Linked DNA regions of Homo sapiens: region 2 is linked to region 1. Evidence: chromatin contacts called from ENCODE Hi-C data. All regions are on one chromosome and are shown on one strand. The core of a region is the stretch at or near the end of the contact, and the rest is flanking DNA. Distances in the headings are between cores, read along the strand shown. Region 1 has its middle 380 kb from the start of LINC03000. Region 2 has its middle 61 kb from the start of MAT2B.

Region 1 (3,400 bases), core at 280-2,779:
ACAAAACATTTATTTTCTCTCTTCTTACTGTCCTCCAGGCTAAGAGAAAGATGTATTCCCAAGCGTTCTGTAAGTCTGTCTTTATCTCTCATTTCTCGCCCCTTTAGGGCCTCAGTCCATTTATTATTCATTGTATTATTCCTTCTTCTTCATGCAGCCTTTTGGATATGTGTGGATATGTATATATATGTATGTATATATACGTATACATACATATATATGCCTATATACAACTTTCTTTTATCACTATGATCACTCTAAGTTATATCATGTTTGCATGTTTTTGTGTGGTAGAGAAGAAGACAATTAGTTTAGGGTAAGATAATTAGCTATGGGGAAGTTAATTTGTTAAAGAGGCAGGCTTGTGGACAGTTAATCTACTTTCATGCCTCAGTTTTGTCATCTGTGTAGTTGGGGATAATGGTTTGTAATGTAAATAGAATACGACCCAAATCATAGTATTAATATTTGCTATTACTATTGTGAATATTACTGCTATTGCTGTTCATGTACCTGTCATTCCAGAAATTGTGTAGAAACACAAAGATAGAGTTAACATGATTTAGGTATGTGCTTTTAGCATCTTTCTATTCCTTCTTTTCACTTGTCCCCCAGCCCCCATTTCCTGTAAAAGGATATTTCTTTGTTTTGCCTCTACATTAGAGTATTTTACTTTTCTTAAATGAATATAATTTAAAAGCTGTTTTTCTCTCTAAAAATATACATACCAACATCCCACTCCATTGCTAGGCTTTGGGAGGAGACTTATGAGCGCTCCTTCCCCCATCCCTCCACACCCTGCTGAAACAGGAGAGTTCCCTTATCTCCCTCACAGGGCGTGTAGTGGCAGGGGTGTGGCCGGTTTCTTCAGTGCCCTGGTGCTCAAAGCCCTAGGGGCAACTTGCAGATGAGCAGATGGTGGGGAGTGTTTTTGGACTCCGACCCCATGGCAACATCTAGGGTTGAGTGTTCACAGCTCCTGAAGCCCCAGTGGGCGTGTGTTACAGTGTGCTCTTTCAGCCTTGCCATCTGCAGGTAGCTTGTGTTAATCAGCTCAATTAGACCCTCTTCCTTACCACAAGGACAGAGGGCTTTCTGTATCCTGGGTTCTTTCCCTTGTGTACTGGAAAAATCGGATCACACGGGGGCTTGGAGAATGAGTGCAAGATTTTATTGAGTGGTGAGGGTAGCTCCCAGTGAGATGGATGGGGAGCCAGAAGGGGGATGGGGTGGGAAGGTGCTCTTCCCCTGGAGTCGATCCTGCCCAGCGGCCAAACTCTCCTCCAGATGCCCCTGGCTGAATTGGCATCCACGTTGTTCGGCCATCACTGGCCTGCCGGTGTCTGCTGGTGTGTTCTTCTGCTCCTCTCAATGTCCAGCCGCCTGTGTGTGTGCCTGCTACGGTCCAGGGTTTTTATGGGCACAGGATAGTGGGTGTGGTGGGCGAAAAGGCAACATTTTGGGCACAGAAACAGAAATGCCTGTCCTCATTTAGGTCCGTGGGCACAGATCTGAGGGTGGAGCCCTCACCAGGGACCCCACCCTTCTCTACCCAGCACTTCCCTGCCCCCCGTCCGGTATCACTTCTAGAGTGAGGGAGATTGCTCTGTAAACCAGCCTAATTGCTCTCCAGGAAGCTCTAGCCTTGTGGTAAGCTCAAGGTTCCCTTTTGCAGTCAGTTTGAAATATGACACCCTGGTAAATTCTATGCTTCACTAAGGACATTACATTTCTCCCCAGAGTAGGAGTCCTGTGACCCTCGATCGTTTTAGTGCCAATACAGTGCCTTTGTGTGGTGGCTTCACCATCGCTAGCAAGGCCATATCAACCCTCTCTATGGCATAAACACATAGAGAGGGATGCATTATTGTTCCTTAGTTGGTGATTTTCAATGAGCAAATATAAGCATCCAGGACAGTTTATGTCCCCTTAGTATGTTACAAAAGACCTCTATTATTACCTAGAGCAGCGTGTGTTCTGCAGATAACCCATTCAGAGGGTTATTTTGCCAAAAAAACAAAACAAATCCTTCCTCAAATGTATTTGTGAAGTGTTGCAAGTTGCTGTCCTCAGAGTGATTTGATTACAAACAAAGGATCTCTGGCTACCAAGCCTGAGTGGAATTCTGTGGAAGGATATGTGGCAGCTCAGAGCACTGAAGGAGGCCTGAACCTCTAGGCCCTGGGAAGGAAGGGGAACCCCTTAGCAGGAATAAAGTAGTGATGCTTCATGGCCCTAAGTTTTACCTCTGTGTCCATCTGCTAAAAGTGGCACATTCCTCAGAGGGAGAACCTGATTTGCCTACACTGGGTCATTTTGAGACAGGCAGGCTGTCTGGTTTCCTGTTTTGCTGTGGTTTAGAGGAGAAGGAACAAGCCTCTTACCCAAGCTGTAGCTTACCCAACTTCCAGCCAATCAGCAACAAAAGACCCAAGAAGCCATTAACCTCAAGTCCCTGGTTTAGCGGGTTAGGGACTGCTCCAGGGTCCTGTCTGCGCAGTTCAACTTAAAGTTACCCCTCCCTCATTTTAATGCTAAAGATCATACCCAAGGATGGGGATTTAAAATTTCATTATGTTACATGAGATGTATGAAGAAACATGTAAGGCCACTATGCAAGCACCAGAGAAGCCCCTCCTATACATGCCCTGCTGAAACCCTTTCTTTCCCATAGAAAGGCCCTATAAAACTAATCTACATACTACCCTGAGGGAGCAGCCATATCTACTAGTTTAGAAAAGGGTGGTATGAACTGAACGCTCTGATAAAAAAAATCCCAGTGCAAGCAGCATTTTGCTCCCAAAAGGAAAAGTAGGGGTGATGAGGGAGGAACAGACATGCATGTATCACACACCTCCCTTTTGGAGTTTCACAATGCACATTTCCTCTGAATACTCTTGACAGTGAAGAAATCTGTTCAACAACATTTAACTTACCCCTTTTCATATTTTTTGTTTTTGTGTAGTATCTATTACCCTCAGAAGAAACTAGTACACCATTGTATACCCCCTGGAAATGCTGACATATCTCTTGGACATCACACTTTAATCTTTGATTGGATTCCTCCTATCTCTATATTGCTATTTCTTAATCCTTTGATAGGATTATCTTAACAGTGTCCCATTTTTAAAGATAACCACTATGGGTAATATGGGTGTTCATTTCTTAATCACTTTGAATTTAAAAAGTGTTTTTAAAGGTGCTGTTTGGGGGCCATCTGTCTTTCTTCCCTCCTCTGTGCCATTGTCCCGGTCTACGATGCTTCTCCCATTTCTGAAGTCCTTTGGAAAGTCGTTTGTACTCTCTGGCTCATCTTTGCACACTTCACTCTCAGCTTTGAGGCCATACACGAATATGGCTCCTGACAAAACCTTCTTTCTCAGGACTTTCTGTTTTTCTT
Region 2 (3,400 bases), core at 232-2,731, 350 kb before region 1:
ATGCTCGCCTGCTGCTTTCTGAACAGATGGCACATTTGTTAGACTTCATTGGATGTATTTTTCCTTTATTGAAGCACAGGGGAATTTCGCATTTGCAGGTAGAATGGGGAAAGACAGTTAAAATTTTATACCGTATTTTTATCTCTTTGTTTATGCTGATAAAGGTAGCAAAGGCAGTTGATTTTTTCTCTTTTTTGCTGTTTTGAGGGATTGGTGTGCTAACAAGTTGAGGTCAGCATTCATTACCACAGTGACCCTGGCAGAAGATGCTCTGTTGATTTTGCATTTCATTGAAAATGTCACAGAGATAATACATAAACCCGTCTTTCCCCCCCAAACCCTCCAATACCCTTTCGATATGATTCTCATCCTGTTGTTCCTATTGGATTATCTTTGTGATTAATGTTTCTCCACGCCCATTAAGTAGGGAGACTACAGCCAGCTTTCTCTGAGGATACCTTGTGTGACCTTACTTACTCCGCGGTCACAGAAACTCTGAAGTGTTCCTTTCACGGATGGGCTTGGTCCTGCTGGGTTCCTAATGTCCCCCAGTCTCTCTGGGTTCTGGAGGTCTTCACTCAGAACTAACCAGCTCACTCTTCCTAAGGCAGAATAATGCAGAGGTTTCACCCAAAAGTAGGCAGTACTAGCATCTTTTCTATGGGAATATTTGGTTTGCCATGTTATATTGGCCTGTCCATTTTAAAAAAAATTAGTTTTCAACGCTTAAATGCAAAGACTTCTCATTAAAGATCTAGGTTTCTTGCTTTTCTTGAAACATCGGACAGCATGGTATTTCTAGCCTGAACAGCCCCTGGTGACAATCGGCAGAGCCACCTTTGTGGCTTTATGCAGTCACTGCACACACAGATCTTCCCTTTTGTTTTCCTGACACTAAGGGAGGTGCCCTTTTTAACCACGTTTGTACTCTTTTCGTTGTAATAAAAAGGAAAATGAGAATTTAATACCCATGCCCGTCTCAAAGGAAAAAAAAAAATAGAAAGGTATAGTAGGAGAGCCACATGTCTCAAGAAAAAAAAATGATCCTAAATCTAGACCTCCCTGCTGTAGCACTTAGAGTAATTGCCTGGCCTTGCGGGCATTCGATTTTCAGCACCTGGGAGAGCTTCGTCTTTAAAAGTGGGCTGGCCTGGGGTTGTCCTTGGTTAAACCCCAAGGACACTTGAGAGTCCAGTCATCTTTTATCCTGATGGTTCAATGGGGACAACCTCATTTAATCTTACAACAGCCTGCGAGGTAGTCACTGTCCTATATGGGTACACTGCTTAGCGCCATACCGGGCACGCGTTCAGAGGTCGACCACGCCCTGACTTTTCCTTAGCTTTATTTTGGAAGCAGTGGGTTTTAAGGCTGGTGCTCCTCGGAGCCTCCTAACCATCACTCGTTTGGCAAGTTGCAGATACACTGCCTGACTAAGCTGGGAGAAAGAAAGGGTTAAAGAAGGAGAGCGGGAGGGGAAAACCCTTTGGATCGTGGGCTCTGACCCAGACGCGTCTCCATGCCCGCTCTGCAGCCTCGCGGTGGCAGCTGAGCTGCACGTAGCTGGAGGAGGCTGCAGGAACAGACAGGAAATCCATTCTTGTTCTGCAGATACGTCGGCAAAACTCCCAAAGCAAACAGCAGAGGAAGTTTGCTTTAGTGGAGACAAACTCACAACTTTGCTCTTTCAAAGCCTCTGTTTACAAGTCAAAGCCCAGGCTCAGTCGGGCTTTCTTCCCACACTCACCTCCAGAGGTGCTGCCTGCGGGCGTTTCGCTATCAAAGACCCGCAGCGCCGCGGCCGGTCCGGGATAAGCCGGTGGCTGCGGCTCCAATGCGGAACCGGTTCTCTAGCCGCTAAGGAGCCAGGGCTGCTCACCCCAGGCCCCCTGAGGTTCAAATTTGGGAAACGGAGAGATGGGGCGCGGGGGAAGCCCTTAGATCTAGTGAGCCCTAGAGTTGAGCATCACGCGCAGAATGAGGTGACTCAAAAAGGAAATTGGCAGGTGCTGGCCTTGGGTAATTTCCCAGTGCCCAAAAGTGCTAAACCACGCTGCTCAAAGAATAGAAGCCACCAAAATATCTGAGTGGTGGTGCTGGCTCTGTCACCTGAACTGTGTCCAGTGTTATACCTGAATTGGGTGTATCTGTTAGCTTAAAATAAGATAATACTGTAATAGCTAGAGTCTGGAATAAAAATAAGTTATCTAACGGTGAAGTTTGGTGACTTTTTCAAAACAATAGCACAGATCTTATGTAACTTTATATTCCAATAAAATCTTTCCTGTGGGGGAAGTGAGTAAGATGGTGCTTTCAGCTGATTAACAGGAGACCAGGCCCAGGGGTACCAGGCAGACAGAGAACATGGAGATCGGGTGAGTGGCTGGCTTTCTTGCCCTTGAGGAGCTGAAAGCAAAAAGATCTCAGATAAGGTGGAATACTGTGTTCAAAGCCAACGGTTCTGGGGGCAGCTGCATTTGGTTTTGAATCCTGGCTGTGATGCTTTCTAGATGGGGATGTTGGGAAAATCACATACTCTCTTTAAAACTTAGTTTTCCATTGCTGAAAAGGGGATGGAGAGAGCCGTTAAGCACTTCCTCAAGGTTACACAGGGGGCAAATGACAACGCTGACTTTCAAACAGAAATGTCTGATTTCAGAGCCTGCACTTTTCACTGCATACACTTCCATTGATTGAAAACCACAGCCCACCTCCCCAACCCTTGGAGCCCACGCTCCTTTAGATTTAATCTCAATGCAGATCTTGAGCTCTTAGATCTAGGGCATTCCATCTTTGCTGCTTATGTTATGATTGCTCAGTTCAGGAACCTCCCCTCTTTCTGTCTATTCAGGCTTTCCAAGTCCTTTGTAATCTGGCCCCAGTGTTTTTCCAGCTGAATCTTCACCTCTTCTCAACCATAATTCCTGGCTAATCCTTGTGCCTTTTCATGCCTTTTTCTCAGGCCATCCGCACTTTCTGTGATACTCTTCTTTTTTTCTGCAAAAGTTGGTGTGGTTCTCTGCCCCTGCATTTCTCTAAACTATTTGTTTCTAGAGTGTGCCCCGTGGGGTTCAGTGGTCAAATAAGCTTGGAGAATGATTGTTTTTTTCAAATGGAGTTTTATGCTAATGTGCATTATAAGTTCCTCAAAAGATGCGATTGCATGCAGGGTTTCTCAAACAATTTAAACCTAGGAATTTAAAACTCACTCTTCCTCCCTCCCTCTTCTATTCTTTCTTCCTCCCTTCCTCATTCTCTTCCTTCCTCCTCCCATCCTTTTTTGTTTTCTTTTAAAATATTTCATGGGGCTACAATGCCATACTATGTGTTTTGGAGGATACAGCTCTCTTATAGTTATGGTGACTGAATTCCTAAGTAATGAGCCCAAGGCCAGACTTGA

Evidence for each region. A loop is a pair of places that touch in the nucleus more often than their neighbours do. Pooled maps may share reads with other maps.
Region 2: a loop to region 1 is called in a map of Calu3, with 2.9 times the contacts of the local background. The contact joins two enhancer-like sites. A Hi-C loop is called at or near these places in 1 of 168 maps with a recorded cell type or tissue (Calu3), 2 of 37 single-sample maps with no recorded cell type and 4 of 50 pooled maps.

Annotation. Positions count from the first base shown.
Region 1 is chr5:163,914,207-163,917,606 of GRCh38, forward strand. No RefSeq gene overlaps it. Among named protein-coding and RNA genes, the nearest start is that of LINC03000, 380 kb to the right of the region's middle. RefSeq lists enhancers at 1,155-1,284, 1,367-1,913 and a silencer at 2,265-2,374. Within about 2 kb of position 1,530, at least 10 of the 41 ENCODE cell types and tissues checked have a DNase peak (open chromatin) inside an H3K27ac peak, as active enhancers do.
Region 2 is chr5:163,564,531-163,567,930 of GRCh38, forward strand. No RefSeq gene overlaps it. Among named protein-coding and RNA genes, the nearest start is that of MAT2B, 61 kb to the left of the region's middle. Within about 2 kb of position 1,482, at least 2 of the 41 ENCODE cell types and tissues checked have a DNase peak (open chromatin) inside an H3K27ac peak, as active enhancers do.